Regions from separate parts of the Homo sapiens genome. Here region 1 is linked to region 2. A link is a loop called in an ENCODE intact Hi-C map of the cell type or tissue named here. Cell type or tissue: Caco-2. All regions are shown on one strand. Links, peaks and the distances in the headings refer to the core of each region. The heading gives the core; the rest is flanking DNA. Region 1 has its middle 6.2 kb from the start of EDN3. Region 2 overlaps ZNF831 (zinc finger protein 831).

Evidence for each region. Peaks named below come from ENCODE experiments on the same cell type or tissue, not always from the same donor. Only the 100,000 strongest peaks of a DNase experiment are listed, where the experiment ranks them.
Region 1: a loop joins it to region 2, with 8 times the contacts of the local background. A loop is called at or near these places in 2 of 110 quality-filtered maps.

What each region holds. Positions count from the first base shown.
Region 1 is chr20:59,289,022-59,299,715 of GRCh38, forward strand. No RefSeq gene overlaps it. Among named protein-coding and RNA genes, the nearest start is that of EDN3, 6.2 kb to the right of the region's middle. In Caco-2, for the core only: no CTCF peak of the experiment used is centred there; DNase peaks (open chromatin) are centred at 2,950, 4,368 and 5,910.
Region 2 is chr20:59,238,487-59,249,180 of GRCh38, forward strand. The region is part of intron 4 of ZNF831 (zinc finger protein 831); the gene reads left to right. Among named protein-coding and RNA genes, the nearest start is that of EDN3, 57 kb to the right of the region's middle. In Caco-2, for the core only: a CTCF peak has its summit at 4,401; DNase peaks (open chromatin) are centred at 1,685 and 4,539.

The DNA.
Region 1 (10,694 bases), core at 980-8,979, 51 kb after region 2:
GAGAAAGCCTCATAACATGAGGCAGCATTGCCATAGGGTCCTTTGATCCCACCTGCATGCTCCCAGCCTCTGCTCCCAAGGTGGTGCCCTTGTTAAGTTGGCTTCAGGTGGTGACAGGCACACAGATCCCCAAGGCAGGGGATTCCTGCTTTCTCCTCTAGAGAAGGGGCTGGGTTCATTTCTATTTGAAAGAAACCCCATCTGTTAGAGGACATCTTGACACCAACCACTCCTTGTTCACATGCTTGCAGATGTTTGCTCAGTTCAGCAAACTCATTTGATGAGCTTCAGTTGGGTGCCAACACCTGCCAGATACTGCAAGAAGCTGAGGACATGAAGGTGTTGATGGCATGTACCTGAAATCGAGGGGCTCCCCTGTCGTCAGCGGGATGTGCCAGGGCAAGGACATGCTACCACAGAGAAGGGAGTGCAAGACAGCGATGAAATGCCTGGCATTGGCATCAGATAGACCTCAATTATGGCCCTCACACCCCCATTTACGTAGCTTTATGACCCGAGTCCAGGTACTTAATTTGTCCAGACCTCAGTTCCCCAGATGGCGACAAGGGATTGTAAGAGTACCTATCCAATGGTTGACATGAAGATAAAATGAGATCAGATATGGAAGAGCTTAGTGTGGTGCCTGGCACATAGTGGAGACTCAAGAAATTGTGGCTTTTAAACACAATAATGGGTTATGGTTCATCTACAGATTTGCAGAAACCCACCTCCGGTGTTTTCTATCTGGCCATGTGGAAGGTAAACTGCATCCTGCCTGTGCTTGCGTCACACTCAGGAATCACTGCGTGGAAAGCTCCTCCTAAGATGTCCTTCAAGAGCCAAAGTAGAATTCTCAGCTGAGAGACGGACTGTTGCTAGAGCTGCCTCCAGACTGTCTCTCGGTCTCCTTGCAGCAGACATGATACAAAGTTTTTCACTTTACAAATAATTCCTCTACTTTGCAAAAGGAGTGATTTTTTGCAAACTAGGGTTGCTTTAGAGTCAACCTCTAGTAGTGCCTGACAGCTTCTGTTGCTCTGTAGTGAACAAGGAGCTCTTGTTGGGGGAAGGAGGCTTCGTTGGGCGATGGGAACAGAGGGGTGGTGGCAGCGCTTCACCACTTCACTGGGGCAGCAGCCAGGCAGCACTCAGGTAGCCCTTTGGAACGTGGGCCACACCCTCAACTGTGATCACCCAGGTCCTGGTGAGACCTGCCTGGCCTTTGCCAGAGTGGAGGGACACTGGCTGGAAATCCTCAGGCCTGAAGCTGAGTCCTGCCTCAGAAGCAGCCCCACCAGCCAGCCAGATGCTGGCAGCTGCTCTCCCACTGGCTGCCCAGACCTGCCCTCCTATGTAACGGGATGTTCCCTCTTACCTGTTCTCTTCTTCACCTCTCAGCACTGGAGCACTTCCTCAGGGACCAAGGTTGCATTGCCCTGTTCTAACACCTTGGACTTGTCCTTCCAGCCACTGTCACATTTGTCATTTTACTTTGGCCAGACAAATGTTGCCTCCCTGCTAAAATATAAACTCCTAGAGGGTAGGGGCAAGGCCTGTCAGCATTGTGCCTGATACCGAGGAGGTATTCAAGTGTTTGCTGGATGCATAAACATGGAACAGAACTAGGGCCAGCCACTCAACCAGTCAGGTGGAGCGGGGTTGGGGAGGGTGGGTCCCCAAATATTTTTATCACTGTGGTCATTGTAACAAAAATAATAACAGCTTATTTTTGTACAGTTATTAGGATGTGCATATTATCATACACATGTATCTCACTTAAGGTCCTCCCAATCAGGATCTTAGCGAGCTAGCTAGTATCATTATGGTGATTATTTTTCCAAGGAGGAAACTAAGCAATATGCTCACAGCGAATACTTTGAGTGGCATCTGAACCCAAGCTGTGATGCACAGGCCCTTGCCACCAGCTACCCTGCAGGCAAGCTCAAGAGTGGAGCCTGAGATAATGTTATAAGGTGCATGGACATGACACTGATACTAAATCGCATAATGACAAGGCTGCTGCCTCCTTCTGTTCCAATCCCGACTGCCCCAGGACAGCCTCCCTTTGATGAAAGCATATTTTTAACACCTCCCCAACACAGAAAGAGAAGGCCAGCCAGGAACTCCACAGCCCACAGTCATATCTTGTTAGAATGTTAATGATGGAGTTCTGTGCTTTCATTATATGTATTTTTATTTTTGTGAGACAGGTTCTCACTCTATTGCTCAGGCTGGAGCGGCAGTCACTCATCTTTTGTGGGCTTAACTGCCATCATATGCCTGACTTTAGCGTCTGGCATGAATTAATCCCTTATTCATGCTATTGAGGAAAAGGCAGATATGGGCTTAGAATTTTCCTATTATGAGCCTCACCAGGCATCTCATTCCTTCTGGGCTGATTTGGTCCTGATGGCCACAGCAGGGAGTGGGGACAGCTGGTCTAGCAGGGTAGCTAAGCTACATATGGAGAAGACTGGAGAACTAGGGCAGAAGAGGAAACCAAGGGTAACCTCTCTAGAACACTTGATATATAACCAGCTCTGGTAACATATATGCAGTACGGCCATATTTTAACCTACTTTATGTGTTTAATTTCCATAAAAACAACCACCCCAGTGGTGATGACAATAACCAACACTAACATGTTTTATCAATTAGAAAGTATTGTTGTTCCAAGTGAAAGATAGATGGAAATGGGCTTAGAACATAGGGATTGGGGTGCCCGGATGCATGTCTCGTTCAGGTGAGGCGTGATGCAGTGCCTCCGACGATGCCACTGCAGGCCTGATCCCCTCCAGGCTCTGGTCCGTCTTCCACGGCTTCGCCTTCAACCCGAGGCTCTCCAGTGGGGCAGATGGCATCTCTTTCCTGGAAGCTCCAACCAACGTTGCTGATGAGTCACTGGCTCTGACTGGGTGACATGCACATGCCTGTTTAAACACCTGTCCAGAGGGTGAGGCATGCTGTTCGGACTTTGGAGTCAAAAAGACCTGGGTTAAAATCGTGATTCCCACCATTCTCCCCACCCCTTGCCTACCTGCCTGGCTCTGGCAAGCCACCTCCCCTTCTGAGTCTCGGTTTCTGCATTCGGAAAGTGGGGATAACGGCAGCACTCACACAGTGGAGCTGTGAAGATGAAACAAGAGAATGCGGGGAGGGCAGCGAGCACCTCTGTGGAGCATCTACCACCTGTCAGGCCCCAGCCTAGGTACTGGGACCACAGCGGTGGACAAGGAGATGGTGACCTGCAGCTTCTAGCAATGTCGCAGGGGTGACAGACACTCTCCACATCAGCCCAGAAACAGGATCAGAGAAAGTGGTATCTTCAGAAATGCTGAAGTATGCTCTAAGGAGAAGTCCTGGGTCTTCTCCGGAGCATCAGCAATGGGTGACTCAACCTAGCCTGAGAGGTCAGAGTTTTCCCCAAGAAGCTGTCCTTGACCTGTAATCTGAAAAGAGAGTTGATGGTGCAGCGGAGCATCCCTCATAGGGTCGCCGTATTGCTCCTCCCAGAACCCAGGAAGTCCATTCCTACCGTGTACTTCCACCTGTGTGGAACACTTCCCATGACTGCGTGGGTTCGCCTCTTTGAGTCTCTGCTCAAATTTCCTCTTCACTCCAGTCAAAATGGTGCCAGTTTCTTCACGCTACACATCTTTCTCTGCCCTTCCCATTACTGTCTCTTTCATCAAGCCCAATGTCATATTAGTTAATTCTTTGTTTTGTCTTAGTTCTTGGAGGCATCTCATGGAGGCACCATCTTGTTCCCAGGGGTAATCTTAGTACTTAGAAAAAGTGTCTGACTCCCAGTAGGTGCTTAATAAGTAGTTGAATGAATAAAGGGACAAACACAGAACCCTTTTACATGACTTTCATAGTGATGTGAGTTGCGACATCTCAGTAACTAAGAGTTTAATTCTAAGGTTTTTTTTTTCTTTTTTTTTTTTTTTAAAGCCAAATGATTCCCATTTCCTCCCCAATCCATCAGCACGTTCCGGCAGGAGATTTTGCTCTCTCGGAGTCCTACGTCTCTGAGAAGGTACCAGGTCAAATCCTGCCCCCCCTGCATTTCTGAATCTGAATTATGACTTCCGGGCTTGATTGTGTTACTCTTTTGTTTAACTGTGTCCTGCTAAAGTGGTTTGAGCTCATTAAAAACACAATTGTGAAATTTCTTTCAGAAGAAAATGCGTCTGTGCCCTAGCTTGAGAAGTTCTGTGAAGTCCATTCCTTATTTTAGGTTTTGAAAGTTCCAGAATCCGGCAGCCAGCTTAGATTTCTGTTCTTCCTTCCCCCACCCGCAGTGGCTTCTCCTCCGTCCCATTGGTTTTTGCTGCCCTCTCACCGTTCATTTCCTTACTTCTCTTTCAAGTTTGAACTGTTCCCAGGTGTGAGGGAGGAGGAAAAGTAGGTGACATACTAGGAATGCAGAACCTTCAATATCTTTTTTTTCTCTAGCGCTGGGGACAGAAGTTTAAATAGTTTCATGTAAGGAAAAAAAGCTAGCTGTTTTTTTTTGTGGGGGGGTGGACCCACAAGCCTCAACAACAATGAATCACCTGCACTCTATAAATTCCTCTATTTTTAACCACTGCTTTTGATGTTTAAGAGTGGCAACTTAGGTTTGGAGCCCAACTTCATGTTCAGCTCAGCCAGCATCTACAAATGGATTTCTCAGGACCACGACAGCACTTTAGGCTGTTGTAGGACTTCATTTCCTGCTTGTGGTAGATTGCAAATAGCCCCAATTCTTCACACCTCTCTTACTACACCCTTTGCCATGGTGTGCCCTCCTGAGTCACAACAGCTTGGCCATGGGACTTGGTTTGGCCATTGGGATGTTCATGGAGCCAACAGAGGCTTGCATGGGGCCCGTGTGTTAAGCTTTCATCTCTGGAGCCCCTTCTCCTGCTATGAGAAGGACATACCTGGCTGGCCTGCTGGAGGAAAAGAGACTTGGGGAGTAGAGGTGAGTAATTCTCATTGTCTCAGTCAAGGTCAACCCGGATCCTCCAGCAGCTATCCCCAGACAAACGACTGAGTCCAGCAGGGGGTCTAGGCAGTCCACAGAGCTGCCTAGCCACTGGATGCTTTGCTGACCATCATTGCAGTTTGAGGAACACTTGTAATGCACATTACGTGGCAATGGATAACTCATACACCATCCTCAAAGGACTTCCAATCTGGTGAGAGGCAAAAGTTTGCACATAACCATAATTACTAAAACTACTATCACTGCTGGGTAACATTTATCCAATGCTTATTTATTTTGCTCCAGGTCCTATATTCAATGCTTCACTGTCATTTAATCTGTGCGACAACGCTTATCCTCAGTTCACAGATGAGGAAATTGAGTCTCAAAGAGGTGCAGTGACTTGCCCAAGGTCACACAGCTAGGCAAGGGGGATGTCAGTATTTTGATCCAGGTCTGTTTGACTTCAAAGCCCATGAGTGAGGCCATTATGCTTTCCTGCAAGTCTAAATGTTTGAGCAGCTACAGGAGGATCTCAACATATTATTTTTTTAAACAGGCAAATCAGGTTGCTAGAAGGGGCAGCATTTGATCTGGGACTTAAAGTGGCTTTGGTCAGGATTTCATGCAATGAGGTGAGAATGAAGGAGTGCTTATGTGAATATTTTTATTCTGCAAACAGATCAAGGTATTTGGCAGCTGCTGGAAAGTTTTCCACATCCAGTGATTGGCTGCATTTGGTGGACACAGGGACTCATCACTATATGAACTTTAAAGGGATACAGCTTGTGAAAAATTCCTCTGATAAAAGTCAAGGCTACTTCAAGGTAATTAAAACACACAGGTGTGTTTGTGGCATGTTGACTTAACTTATTCAAAAGCATCTCTCCCATGTATCTGCTGAGATGCTTGAAATTCCCAACTTTGGCTGAGGCATTGAAGGCTCCAGTTAAAGTACACACATGTTGTTTGAGATAAGTTGAGACTGTGTGTGTGTGTGTGTGTGTGTGTGTGTGTGTGCGTGCATGCGGTCTGGGTCAGGGCTCCTGGGAGGGATGGGAAAGGTATGAGTTAGAGGCATTGCTGAAATAAAACAAATACCAAAATGCAAGAGATTCCAAAAACAAATCGACTTCCTTTACCTTTTTCCCCCAAGGGCTGGGTGCTGTTGAGAGATGGAATCTGTGCCCTTCCATCAGGAAGTGGTCTGTCTATGGGTATGAGGCTCCAGGTTAGCATTGCATTGGATGGTTGTATAATGTGCTGCTTCGGGGTCCAAATGGCCACTCTTTCTCTCTTCCCTGCATGGTTTCTACTCCCACCAGAGATGGTTTTGAACGAGCACTTATGTCTTGCCTGCTAGAACTGTGAAATTTCAGACTTTCTAGAAAAAAACTAAGCATTTATTTCAGTAGCTCTTCTCATTCCCTGACCAATGAACCAACATAGCCATTCTGCTGCTGGTTCTGGAGACAATTACCATGAGCAGCATCCATGTTCTTTACAGCCTACTCCACTCTCACAGTAAGTTGAGACAAAACACATCGGGATGCTTTTGACTGCGAGTGGAAGAAACCTAACTTGAACTGGTGTCAGCAAAGATGGAGATGTCTTGGCTGATGTAGGTGAAAGGTCCAAGGAGCCATGTTGGGTCCAGGGCTTATGACTTAGCCTTGATTCCCTACTTCTACTTTCTACTTTCTACCGATTACTCTGTGTTGGCACCATTCCCGGAGAGACTTTTCACCTCATGATGACAAGTACTGCTGGCACCAGCAAGCTTTCATCTGATTTTCTCAGCGGCTCCCCAGAAAAACAGAAGAGCCTCTTTTCAAAGTCCCAGAACTGAATCTCCTGGGTCCTGAGCAGCCAGGCTTGGCTCATGGGCCTATCTCTGGACAAATCACTATATTTAAAGTTGTATTAATTTCTTATTGCTGCTGCAACAAATCATCATGAACTTAATGGTTTAAAACAATACCAATTGATTATCTTATAGTTCTGGAGGTCAGCAGTCTAAAAATAGGTTGGAAGGGCTATGTGCCTTCTGGAGGCTGAAGGAAAGAATTCATTCCCTTGCCTTTTCCATTTTCTAGACATTGCCTGTGTTCCTCTGCTCATAGCCTTGTACCAGCCCAACTTCTGTTTCCATTGTCACAGCTTCTCTGACGCTGACCCTCCCCCTCCCTCTTAAAAGAACATTTTTAAAAATTACATTGCCCACCGCCCCCCACCCCCGATAATCCAGGGTCATCTCCCATCTCAATGTCTTTAATCACACCCTTAAAATCCCTTTTGCCATGTTAGTTGACATATTCACAGGTTCTGAGGATTAGGACATGGACATCTTTGGGGATACCATTATTCTTCCTATCTCAAAGATGATGTATGGTCTGATTAGTTAATCCATAGTCACAAGCCTGGCCCTGGAGCGTCCCCTGAAACCACTTGGACAGAGAAGGGGAGGGGTGGTTCCCCAGGGGAAGATGTGGTCCATTACCAGACCTGGAGGGATGGGGATGCTGGCAGGGCAACAACAGCAAATGTCCACAGCAGAAAACACAGGAAAAAACTTCAGGACTCTTTTGAACAAGTTTTGTTGCTTTTGGGATCACCCGATTTCTCTTAGGCTTTGAACACATTTTATTGATAGCACTAAAGTTCAGAATGCATTGTGATCATTTTATTTCACGGAGAATATTATACACAGTGTACCTCATTTGTAAAGCAAGGGATTTGGAGCCTGGCACTTCCTCCAGTGCATCTTAGAATGAACCACGTGCCAGTGAGGGAAGACACAGCTAAGAGTTGGACAACATGGAAAAGCACTTAATTACTTGGTTTTTGAGTAAGTCCAGAGTTCCTGCTGCTGTGGGTGGGTGGGGAGAAGAAATTCCAGCATGATGGAAAACTACATAATGTATTATGTTACTCTCCCTTAAATCCCTTAAATTAAAGGAAAAACAATCTTCAAAGAATCATAAAGCACATAAAGAGACAACTTGAGGGGATGCTTATCTGAGATAAATTGCAACATTCTTAATGGCTGGGTTTTGAATCAAAATGTAAGTGGTAAGGACTCAAAGTATCAGTCGCACATCTGCTGACTTGGAAAAAGTTGAGGAAAAATAAACACAATGACCAAGCCGTGCACTTGGCCGAGCCCCAGCAGTGTCCTGATACATGACTTCTCCTAGGGGCACATTGGATGCTGAGGCAGTGAAGGAGGATCAAGGAATATTGGCAGACGTCTGCGGAGAAGAATGCCTATTCATTCGTGTCCTCTGTAGAGGTCATCATTCCTTTACATGACCTTCCATCAGAGATTATGGAATGGAAACTAGACAGATGGAGAGGCAGTGAGTTGTCAATGATACACAGAAGAAAATGGGAACCATTAAAACCTTGGGTATGAGTTCCAGAGGCAGCGCTGCTTAAGCATTATGAACTCTGTCCCTGGAATCATGTGGAGTCAAATTTGAATCCTGATAGACTGCCACTTAATAGATGCATGGTTGTAGGCTGGTTACTTTGACCTTTTCGAGCCTTAGTTTTTTAATCTGTGAGATGGGGATAATGTTAGCATAAATTTTGTTGAGTTGTCACAAGGGCAAAACAATGATGGAAACCACCAGCTTGCCATTGAGTTACATGAATTGTATATTTCCTTTGCACATTTCTTAGCCTGGAACCCAGAAGGCTTTGTGATCTTGCCAAGTCTCCAAGCCGGCTTTACAATGAATTACTTCATATTGTAATTGAGGTTACCTTTACTTGACTTAAGTGTATTAATTTAGAAAGGAATTTTATGTCAATCACTACCATGCACAGTAAGCCCGATTCCACAGCCTGACAAAGGCTCCAAGCCTATGGCCTGCTATCCCTTTGTACAAGCCTATGGCCTGCTACATTCCTTTTGTATCCCTTTGTTCAAAAATCCCTTTGTACAGCTCTCTCTCTGTTCGAGAGCTGTTAAAGACACATCGAGTCATTGCCCTGGCCATCGTCAGAAGCCAGAAGAACAGTAGGAAAGGGAGCTCTTTCGCTTGAGAGCTGGTGTTGGCGAGTGTCACTGCAGGCTGCTGCCTCAAATCATGGCGCCCGGCTTGCTTTAGGGACCAAGGACAATGCTGCCTCCTCTGATCATCCAGCTGAACACACTGTCTTCTTCTCTTAGCTCTGTGCGGCGTTTTATGTTCTCAGCATCCTGGATCCTTGGCGATCTATTTCTGAACTTCCTTACCTCAACTAGAGTAGAAGACCCAGAGGGCAGGGCCAGCTCCATCCTGGTATTTGGCTAGCACCTCCTGGTGCCTGAGAGGCTCATCCAGGGTTTGTTGATTTTTAGTCCCAGTGAAGACAAGTGGTGGTCGGCTTCAAGCTACTGAAGGCCATAGACCCAGAGAGTGGTCTAAGCAGCCATGATACCTCCTGTGTCTGAACATGGTACCCGGAAACCTCCTCCTACTCCTTTTCTCCTTTTAGCTGATTAGTATATTTTCTATTCCTCCAGCCATCCCCCAATCCAAGAACTTTTTATTTTGTTGAAGATGGAAATTTTAATTCCAAAGAGATAGTAATTATTATGGTCTGAATATTTGTCCTCTCCAGATTTATCTGTTGAAATCCTATCCATGAAGGTGATGATGTCAGGAGGTGGGGCCCTTGAGGGGTGATTAAGTCATGAGGGTTGCAGCCCTCATGAATGGGGTTGGTGTCCTTAGAAAAGAGACCCCCAGAGAGCTGCCTTGACCCTTCCACAACTGAGGATGCAGTGAGAAGTCACCATCCATGATCAGAAATCGAGCCCTTATTAAACACCGAATCTACCAGCACCTTGATCTTGGTTTTCCAGACCCCAAAAATGTGAAAAATAAAACTCTGCGGTTTATCAGCCACCCAGCTTATGGCGTTTTGTTATAGTAGCCCCAACAAACAAAGATAATACTAAAATGATCCAAATTCTAGCCCAGCAGGAACAGAAGATATTGTGAGTCTTGGGTTTTTCTTATTTTCAAAGCATCAAGTGCAAAAACAAACAAATAAACACTTGGATTCAAGGGCTAGGCAGGATGGGATGGGAGTGGGGGGATGGAGAACTTCAGCATCAGCTTCAGTGCTGGAAGCTTGAGTGCTACTCTAGTTACTGCAGCTCTGTACCAATTTACCCAGAGTTTAGTGCTGTAAAACAACCATTTATTATGCTCATGGATTGTGTGGGTGGGAAGTTCGGACAGGGTACAGCGGGACAGCTATTCCTCAGTTGGAAGTCTTGAGGGCTGGGAGCTCAAATCATCGGAAGGCACATTCACTCAGGTCAGTGGCTGACACTGGTGGTCGGCTGGGAGGCCTCGGTTTCTCTCCACGTAGGTTTCTCCAGGTGATCTCTCCAGGTGGGCTTGTTAGGGCTTCCTCCTGGTACAGCAGCTGTGTTCAGAGGACAGGTGTCCTGAGCTATCAAGCCAGGGGGATGTTGTAGCACTCTTTTGGACTGTCCTCAGAAACTGCTCTGGTCACTTCAGCTGCTTTCTAGTTTTCAGAAGCTGGTCGTTAAGGCTAGTAGAGGGCAGGACCCAATTCAACCCCATTTTTTAGAGATGAGGTCTCGCTATGTTGCCCAGGCTGGTCTTGAACTCCCAGGCTCAAGCAATCCATCCACCTTGGCCTCTCAAAGAGCTGGAATTACAGATGTGAAGCACTGCCCCTCCCCCAACCCCATCTG
Region 2 (10,694 bases), core at 1,010-9,009:
GCACTTTAGCCAAACACCCTGACCAGAGGAGAGGAGCAGCCAGTCGCCTAGATTGTCCAACCTTGACTTTGCCACAAAGGAAAGGCCACATTTGCTTTCTTTGTTTTCAAAGCTAATACATGGAAGAAGAAGGCTTAACTTTCTTTTCTCTTTGAGATTCGTGAGGGAGACAGCATCAAAGCTGCACCCTTCTGGCTTAGAAAATACACCCAGAAGCTATAATGAGCACCAAGATGAGATCTTATATACAGGGTACATTTCTATGCTAAAACTATTTTAAATTTTATTATCCACCTCATGCTATTTCATCTCCTCTCGTCCTCTCCCCCTTGTATCTATTAGAGCCTGGGTATGGATTTCTTTCCCTGAGATAAGTTTCATAATCACGAAGCATACTTGACAGTCACACACAGCAGACGCAGGGCCGGAAGAGGTTCAGCAAGGAAAATGGTAGCTGTGTTTTCCTCTCTATGAGAGAAATATTGGAATATTGGAGGTAAAATGGATGAATACATTCCCCCAAATAGAAGTTTTGAAGGTTGCTTTTGCATAGAGAAGTTGAAGACTCCATGAAGTGATAGAAAGCATGTAGATATGACAATTATTTTTCTTTTGTTCCCCTCACCCAGCATCCTTTGGGGTACAGGCCCACTTCCCATTTTTCTTCCCCTTTCTCCACATTGACTTTTTTTTTCTTTAATAAATTTTTATGATGGCCTGAGTGAGAAAACCAAACCAAACCCATTCCCAGCGCTTCCAGCCCTCAGGTTTTGTTGGATGTTCATGCAATTTTCTCATTATTTTTCTGTCAGTGTTCATAGAAACAGTGTAAACTACTTGATTTCAAAACCATTATGTTAGTTTACTGCATTATCATTTAAGCTGTGTATTCTTTTGTGATTTGAATTTAGTCATAACATATTTTAAAAGATAAGCCAAGAAGATTTCTCGAATACATTTTTGATGACAACTGCTTACGGTTCAAGTTTCCCCCCTTCTTTCATCTTTTATGTGACTTTCATTTTACATCCTTGATTTAGTTATTCTTTCTTTCTGTAAACACTTTTTTTTTTTTTTTTTTGAGATAGAGTCTCGCTCTGTCGCCCAGGCTGGAGTATAGTGACCTTGGCTCACTGCAACCTCTTCCTCCTGGGTTCAAGCGATTCTCCTGCCTCAGCCTCCCGAGTAGCTGGGATTACAGGCGCGCGCCACCACGCCTGGCTAGTTTTTGTATTTTTCGTAGAGACAGCGTTTCACCATGTTGGCCAGGCTGGTCTTGAACTCCTGACCTCAGGCGATCCGCCCACCTTGGCCTCCCAGAGTGCTGGGATTACAGGCGTGAGCCACCGCACCCGGCCATCTGTAAGCATTTTAAGCAGACCTTGTGACTTCTATTGAGAGAAGATTCTGGGGCAGCACAGTCTTACTTCTCCAGTTTTGTCTCACTCAAGAAAATACCCAGGTAGACAGCCCTGTGCTATGGTGAACTGGTTCCTCCAGCCCCCACCCCTGCCTAAGACCACCCCCAGGGGAGGATTCAGGGAAGTGGAAGCGTGGAAGACTCTAAAGATTACCTTCTCTCCCCTTGGGGAAGGTTTGTGTATTTTTTATTCTGTTCTTCTCACCCCCACCCCCACCTACCCCCACAGTCCCCCAGCTGCTGTCTATCCTCTGTGCGGAATTGTGTGCCTGCCACAAGATTCCCCTCCTGCGGCATTCTCCACCCCTTCTGCAGTTGGAATTTTCTGGATGCTTGACATTGTTTACACTCTTCTTCGGACAAGGGTTAAAGGCTACCTCCCATTTTCTGTCAGATCATAGATGTCCTTTCCTCTATTGCTTTAGAATTGCCAAAGAGACTCCTTTTGTGAGTGGTAGAATAGAATCCTTCAGGAAAGATGTAAAGGCTTTTTCTACACCTCAAAAATGGACTTTCTAGGCAGTTCTAATAATACATCAATTGCTGCTCTTTTAAAAACATCTAGAAATGAGATTTACTGATTGATTTGGTTGGTTTGAAAATTATTTCTAGGGGCCGGGCGCGGTGGCTCACTCCTGTAATCCCAGCACTTTGGGAGGCTGAGGCGGGCGGATCACGAGGTCAGGAGATGGAGACCATCCTGGCTAACACGGTGAAACCCCGTCTCTACTAAAAATACAAAAAAATTAGCCGGGCGTGGTGGCGGGCGCCTGTAGTCCCAGCTACTCCGGAGGCTGAGGCAGGAGAATGGCGTGAACCCGGGAGGCGGAGCTTGCAGTGAGCCAAGATGGCGCCACTGCACTCCAGCCTGGGCGACAGAGCGAGCCTCCGTCTCAAAAAATAAATAAATAAATAAATAAATAAAAATATTTCTAGGGAAATACTCTTCCTTTTTATTCCCTCTCTTTCCTAAATGTTGCTTTTGTCGTCCTACCTGTATTTTCAGGTAAGCTTTTGGGTTTGTGTGTAACTGAGCTTGTAAATTTTTAATGCATTTTAACCAGACTGAAGAAATTTACAGGAAGATAGAGATGCTACTGTGCGTCTAGGAGATAGTTTCTGAGGTAAAAAAGAAAAAAAAGTCCTATAATTAAAGTTTTATATTGTAAAATAATTTCTACAGCTGGTGTGAGGACAAAGGAGAGACTTCTTAGAATTCTGTAAGAATTTGGCCCCTCTCTTCCTATTATTCCTCCATTCCTCTTTGCTACCCCACGTCTCAGCTTCCAAGTTACATGCGACCTTGAGGTTCAAGTCTCCATGATCTCTTCATAGCAGAGCAGAGCTAAGTCTTGATATTTTATTCCTTGCTTTGGTCTAAAAGAACTCATAACCGGCCCCCTCTATTTTTTTTTAATCAGAACCCACAGAAACCATTGAGAGGCTTTTGCTGAAAAAAAAAAATGCCACTTGAGCTGCATTGCTAAGGGTTGCAGTTCCCGAAGTACTCTCTCTTTTGAGGTGGAAATCTTGAGAAAAGAAGCCAAGTTGAAAGTATTTCGGTGACCCCACAGTCCACCCGGTTGAGCTGCTTTTATTACAAACTTTTATACGTTTATAAGAAACATATATAAGAAAACTTTTGTAAGAAACGTTTATAAGAAAATGACACTTGTAAAATAAGCCAGAAAGCGTAGATTCTTGAGTAAATTTCTGTATGTGAAAGTTTTTAAAGAGTATTTTGGGCAATGTTTATTTCTTTCCTCTTTATCTCAGTCCTCTTGTCTTAAACAGTATTGAAGAAATGCTGTTGAATTTGGTACCTGAATAGGATTTTATATTACTGAAATATTCAAATTGACTGTTCCTTTAGTATTGTTTAGAAGAAATATCTGGGTGAAAGGAAGTTTTCTGCTTTCCAAATGCTTCACTTTCCTCTACGCCACAAAAAATAAGAGAACTGAAAGAGAAGAAAGAAAAGTACAATCGCCTAAGTACTCCACGAGATGGAATATCTAAACACGTTATGAAAACAGAACAATATTCCCCCATCGTCTTTTGCTGGTTTTCTTGTCGAATTAAGTTTTACTCGTCTGAAGTCTTGGTTTGAGCGAAGCCCTAAATGCTCCTTCAATATTTGTTGCTTCACAAAGGCTGGACTTAGAATGTTTTCTTTCCTAAGGTGATTAGAAAACCAAAATTGATGACGCCAACTCTAATATTTTCTTTCTTGTTTCTGTTTCTAGTTTGACAAGAGCCCATTTTTCCCCCCTCAGGATTAATGAAGGAGAGAAGGGGAGATCTTTCTTCCCAGCTATTATTATTGAAATGGATCAATTTCTCCTTTTTAAGGATGCAAATCTTGAGGAAAAATGAGCTCTCTCCAATACCTTAATTATATTTCAAGAAATGGGCTGTTGTTTATGAACTCATCCAGTATTGAGAAACATTGAAAATAATCATTCAAACAGTAGATACTCTTGATTTCAATTTTGGCATCATATATTTCAGAAGGTATTTTCACTAATTATATTTTTTCTCCTCATATATCCTTTTGCTGTCTAAATTTTAGATACACACTTGTGGTCTAGGCACAAATATTAACGATTGATTTTAAATATGACTTTCCGCTAAATATTGTTTGGAAAAAGAAAAACAAATCTCTAAATGGGAAATCTTAAATTGATTACCTTTTATCAAAGAAATAAGAGAAATGAGTACCACTAAGAAAAGTAATTTCTGAAATAAAATGTATGATTACTTTAGAAGAGACAAACTTTCAAAAAATTGCACTAGGAAAGAGAAGTACCCTGGTATGGGTTGCTAGATTTTGATAAATGTATTTTTCTGCTCTTTCGATGAGTCCTTCAGCCACATCTCTCTGAGGAACCAGGGCTGAGGCTTCATCACCAAGTCAACCCTCCTTAGATGGTTTTGTGAGGTGGCATTTTAGCGATTCCTCAGGCTGGTCACCTCAGACTCTCAAAGCAGATGAAGCGCCCTGGTGGTGTGGAGATGGGATGATTCATAACCCATCTCCTCTGTGGCATTTACCACAATACCAATCATTGTGTAATTCTGTCCTATTTTGTTTTATCTTCAGCTACGTGTATACTACAACAAGTACATAGAATAGAGCTTCTTAATTATTAGCAATAAACCTGTATTTAACTCCAGGGCAAGGCAGGGCAGGGGATGAGGGAGACCTCTATTCTTTCCCGTTGTCTTATTTACTTTCCCTCTTAATGGAATCTTTTCTTTTGAATTCAGCACATACCTAAGGTTTTAAGTGATTGAAATATTTTAACTGGATTTTTTTCCCCCACTAACATAGTTTAGGAAAATTCCTCTGAGGCTGAAGTTATCAACGCAGCTGCCTTTCATTGAAAAAATAGAAAAGCAAAGAAAACTGCTCAGACAGGTACTTTTAGAGGTAAAAGGTTTACCTAATCACGTTGAAGAGGTCGAATAGCTAAGTATTATGTGAGGATGGTGACGTAATTCTCTGAAATCAAGTAGATGAGAGTTATTTCTTCTTTTTATCCTTTGCACTTGTGTTACTCTGCCATAAGTAGACAGAGGGAGGTGGGAGGAGACACCCTTGGTGTTTGTTGTGCCCCATCTCTCTGTCACAAATCGCCTCAAAATGTTTTCCCAAGGAGAAACAAAATGGCAGCCTGAACCCTAGGACTCCCTCATCCACTCACTCCCTCCTTGTTTCTCTGACTAGAACTAATGGCTCTGTACCATTATTTTTCCTGTAAGAATTAATAGGGAGATATTCTTTTCCTAAAGCCATTAGTTAAGTAATATTGCTTACAGAATTGCTGAAACAGGATAACATCTCCTTCCCCAGAGTGTAAATCTTAAGAAATGATGAGGCAATTGCTTAAACACATCAATTATATCCCAAAACCTGAACTTTTCTCTCTACAATTTTCATTTAGAGTTAAGAAAGTTTGAAATTAATGATCCATAAAGTAGATTCTCCTGATTCAATTTTGGCACTGAAGAATGCAAATAATATTAACAATTTTTTTTTCCCTTCATTTAGTTTTCTTTCTTCCTCACAATTTATCCTCTCTTTATTTTAGCGCATTCTCTTCTTGTCTGGGCATGATTAAAGTTTTGACTTACCAAAAGATTTTAAGCATACTTTCCCCACTAAAAATGTTTTTTTGGAGAAAATGGTAAGTGAAGTGTTCTTCAACTGATTGCCTTTCATCAAAGAAAGAGAAGACGAATGAGAACCATAGAGAAAAGTGGTTTCTGGGAAAAAAAACAGATTTAAAACTATTACTGAGAGAGGCAAAGTTTCAAAAAAAATAGGATAGTACAGAAATACTCTAGATTTGGCTAGAGGTGGAAAAAATATATTTTTCTCTTCCTTTCATGAATCTCTCAGTTTTTCTGTGCCTGAAAAACTAAATTTTAGTTACTGGTGTGTGAGGATTTATCTCTGTCTTTCAGCAACCTGTTCTGATCTTCTGGTAAGAGGACTGATTTGACTTTTAGTTTTGCCTGAGCATATTCAGGTATAATACACTTTGGGGGTTTTCCTCATTATTTTGAGTTTGAATTTTAGAACCAATATGATTATGTGTCTCTTATTTTTCTTTCCAACTGATAACGCAATATCATGTTTGTTGCAAAAAAGAAAGTAGCATTGACTTATCCAAGGAAAGCCTGACAACTTCCAGCCACACTGCCCCTGAGGCCATCAGAGTTAGGTTGGCACACATCCTTCTACATCTTTCTCCACTCATAAACAAATACAGACAGACACCTTTTGTTGTTGTTTTTTACACAAAGGCTCATACCAGATGTAGTAATCGCCAATTCTTTTCTTCTTAATATGTTTTGTATATAACTCTAGGCCGATACGTATATAGATTGTTTTAATAGTGGCATACAATCCCCTAGTTTGGATGTACTACTATTTATCTGTTCATCCCTTCCTTTATTGATGGATGTTTATGTTGATGCCTATTGTTTTTCCTACCACAACTATTGCTGCAGTACACATTCTTGCCTGATTTCCCAAAGAGCAATTGCTGGATCAATGGTTTTATACTTACTTATTTCACCTTATAAGATACCACCAAATTACTTTTCAAAAACGGACTTACTCTCCCATCAATATTTTTAACAGTATTTTTAAAAAGAAACTTTGCTTCAGCAAGAGAGCAAACAAAGCCACGGTGAAGCTTTGCTATCAGAGTGGGCGGCGCATGTGAGTTTCTTAAATAACAAGAGGTCACCACCAAGCGGCCTCTCATTCAAATTCAGGCCACAGATGTGTTGGGTAGCACAATGCTACTGTCGTTTTGAAAACTAATTAGTTATGAATGTTTGAAAGCATGTGAAATACAGATTTTGATTTTTCTCCTGAAAAACAAACAGATCTGGTGAGCTGGACCCTCCGGCCTTCATTGTCTCAGTTGGCTGGAGCTAGGGGTCAGCCGCCCCTGGGGCCTGGGCTTGCTGTTTGGCCATCCCCAGGCAGGCACCCGAATTAGCAATTTGTCTGGCTCCTGTAGCATTTGAGTTTGTGATCTTTGGTTTAAACTAGGGTTTCTCAACCTGGGCACTGCTGACATTTGGCGACACTCCATTATTTGTTGCAGTGTGGGATGTGTAGCAGGGTTGCTGGTCTCCACCCACAACATGCCAGGAGCATCCCCTCCACTCCGAGTCAGGACCACCCAAAATTTCTCCAGACATCACCCTTGCTTCGGAACCACTGGTTTTTAACAAACCCACAAAATGCATTTTCCTCAGTCAATTTTGAAATAAACTTTTCAAAGACTGTTCCTGGGCAGTTTTCATTATTTCATTTGATGAAGGAACACTGTTGAATTCTGTACACGACCAAGCTTTAAAGTCACTGAAATGTTTCAAATCAGCCCCATTCACTGAATTTGGAGAAAGTATCTGAGAGGAAAAAGTGATCAAAACACGTTCATCTCAGGAACAGAAATGGAGAGACAACGGTGATTACATATGGTTTCTGAAGTAAAACCTTTACCTAATTACACACACATAAAAGATACAATTTCTAAATACTGTATGAAGAGGGTTGAATACATCTCTGGCACAAAGGTAGACATTGGCTTTGTTCACTTTGGTTTTCTTCGGTGGTTTCTTTTGTTTGTTCATCACGGGCCTGGGCCAGCTCACCTCTCCCTCCGCAGTCTGTCTCCTTGCGCTCACATAATCCTCCTCTGAAGGGATTTCTGAGGTATTTGGAGCCAGCAAGAGGCCAGGGATGGGTCTGGGGGTCTCTCCAGAGCCCTCTTCTCTCTCTGTGCCTTCACTCTCCTTCTCTGACAGGACTTCCGACATCTTTTCTCATTAGAATTAATGGAGAACTATCCCCAAAGCTATGAAGTCATAGTGCTCTGAAATTGCTGAAACAGAATAATTTCTCCTTCATTCTAGGGTGTAAATCTTGAGGAAAGATGAGAAGCTGTTTCAGGTATATCGATAATGTCCCAGGGAAGAGACCCACATAGACAATTTTCATTTAGCAACAAGAAACTTTTAAAAGAATGTTACACAAAGTATATCAGCCAGTTTCTGTTTTGGCTTTCAATCTTTCAAATGGCATTTTCTTTTTTATTGTCTTTTTTCCTTCTCTAATTTCATAATCCTATTTTCACTCTGTATTTTAAGGGCACACACTTGATGTCTGGACATGACAGAATTTTTAAAGCAAAATTTTAAACACCGCTTTGCACTGAATTCAGGATTTCTGTGAGGGGAGGGTGGTTATCTTGATTGCCTTTCATCAGAGAAATAGAAAAGAGATGAAAATTACTAAGAAAAATGGTTGTTGAAGTAAAAGATTAGTTTATGATTACTTAGAGGCAAACTTTCAAAAGATTGCATTAGGATAGTGCAGAAATACCCGAGGCTGTACTTGATAAATCCATCTTTCTGGTCCTCTCCCCCAACCCTCCCTGCCTGTGCAGCTGAAGTCGGAGCTGCTTCTCACTGCTCACCGCCCACTGACTTCTGATTATTTTTTGATTGGCATTGACATCCAACGTCTCCCATTCTCTCTGCCTGAGAGGAATAAAACCTCTTTCTTCCATCATTTTTAGCCATTTTTTTCGTAAAGAGGCTTCATAAACAAAAAATGTAATAGGATTGCAGAAACAAATGAATTTACTGTCAAAGAAACTTTAGCATAACGTCAGGTATGCAACAGAGACTTAAAGAAAATTGGTTGAATAATTACATGTATAGATGATTCAGACTTAGAAAGCCATCCAGGACAGGGGTGATGTCAGATGATTTACTGTGTGCATAGTTTTGCTCTTTTCCATAGATACAGGTTGGGTTGGGGTCCTATTTCATGGCCACCCAGCACCTTCGTGCTTTTTCTTTCATGCTATTTACTATATTTGCTTGGTGAATTTTTTATATAATTATTTGCTTACTGAATTTCTCCCCCGTTGAACTATAATTATCATGTGGGTGTGTCTGCCTCGTTTTCCACAGAACAAATGCCCTGTGTTTAGCACAGTTCTTGGCACGGTTGTTGGTTGTGCTTGGTGCTCAGTAAATATTTAGGCTCAATAACATAGGCTCGAAAACAGGCTTAAAAATATTTGAATAAATAACTGTCCACAAAGTTATTACTTTTAGAGATCTGCCCAGCTTTCTATAAGTAATTGCTAGCACATTGTGGATCTGTTAATTCCCGGGATGCTTCTAAACAATTTAATCACAGATTAATTAATAGTCTAGGAAATTACTCCTATATTCTTGTTTATATTTGCAGCTTGCTTAGAAGGTTGATTTTATAGACTCATTTTTAACCCTTTTTTTAAATAATAATTCAGTCTTTGGAATCCACATTCATGGAGTTTTGGTGTATTGGGACAAACCAAAAGAAATATATCAAATTACTTACATTTTTAGTTAATGATATTTGAGCAGTGCGTTTATAGCATTTTAATAAGGCCTAGACATTAGGCAGCTGGAAGAAGATTTGGCATTAAAGATGTCTACAGTTATGTTGTAAGTTTCATCATGTTGTTTATTTATTTCATTTTCTTTCTAAGTATTTTACAGTTTCCTGTAGCCTTTTCAAGATGGCCACATTTAAAATTGCTGTAACACTTTAAGTGGCCTCTTCCTCTAAATGCAGTCTGGCAATTATTTCTGAGGGAAGTTATTAAAAACACAGCCTTTAATCAGGGAAAGAACAGCACGGCACAGAGAGCTGTGATGAGAGATGGTCTCTCTAATAAGAGTCCCATAATTGTGTAAGAGCGATCGAATTTCTGAAGATGGCATTAAGACAGTGGAGTTTGTAATTTCTGAGGATGTAGGAAGTGATTCATACAGTGTGATGCTGAAGCCTCAATGGAATCACATTCTGTGATTTAAAATTTGGCCAGGGAACTACTTCCTTTTTGAAAAGGGCCATTCATTTAAAAGCAAGTTAGTGTCCTTCCTCAATAATCCAAATCAGTTTAACACACTTCAGTGACATTATTTGAGCATTTTTCACAATTATTAAAGATAATTCACTTTTCTCTGTAGACTGCAGGGTCAAAAACAAATTAGATCAGTGGATTTTCTTCCTTTACTTTCATAGATGAGTCAGAAGTTATTGGTCAAATGTGCACATGACCTTTCTACTTAAGCTTAAAAACCAAAACAACCTGTTGGGAAGACATTTGGCCAATCTGATTATTTTCTCTACACTAATTGGTTTTACTTCTTCATTGAATTGAATGAATTGCATGGTTGTTTTGTCACTGTGGGGACAGAGCTTAATTCACTTAGAGTGAGCACTTGTGCTTGGTGAACGATGAGGCTAAGGAAATGCATATCATCACCATTAATTTTTGATAATTTTTCATGGGTGAGAATGAAAACATATCTTGAATCCACCCCTTTTTTCCCTTTCTATTTCTGGTGCCCTAGTCAAGCCATCTCATCTGGCCCCTGGATTATCCTAGTAAGCTTGTAACTGTTTTTCCCACCTCTCCTCACCTCTCTCCCGAGTTTGGCTTCAAAATTTAAACTTCTTACCACAGTCACTTGTACCCCACAAGATCTGAGTCCTTGTTGACTTCCCCACCATCATCTTGCCCCTGCCCCTGCATTCACGACTGTCCTTCCACATTGGCCCCCCATGGGTCTCTTGCTCCCGCAAGCTGCTTTCCCCTTTAAGGTCTCTGTATTGTTCCTTCTTTTGTCTAGAATATCCTTTGTGGACTTGTTCTTTCTCACTCTGAAGGTCTCATTTCTGATG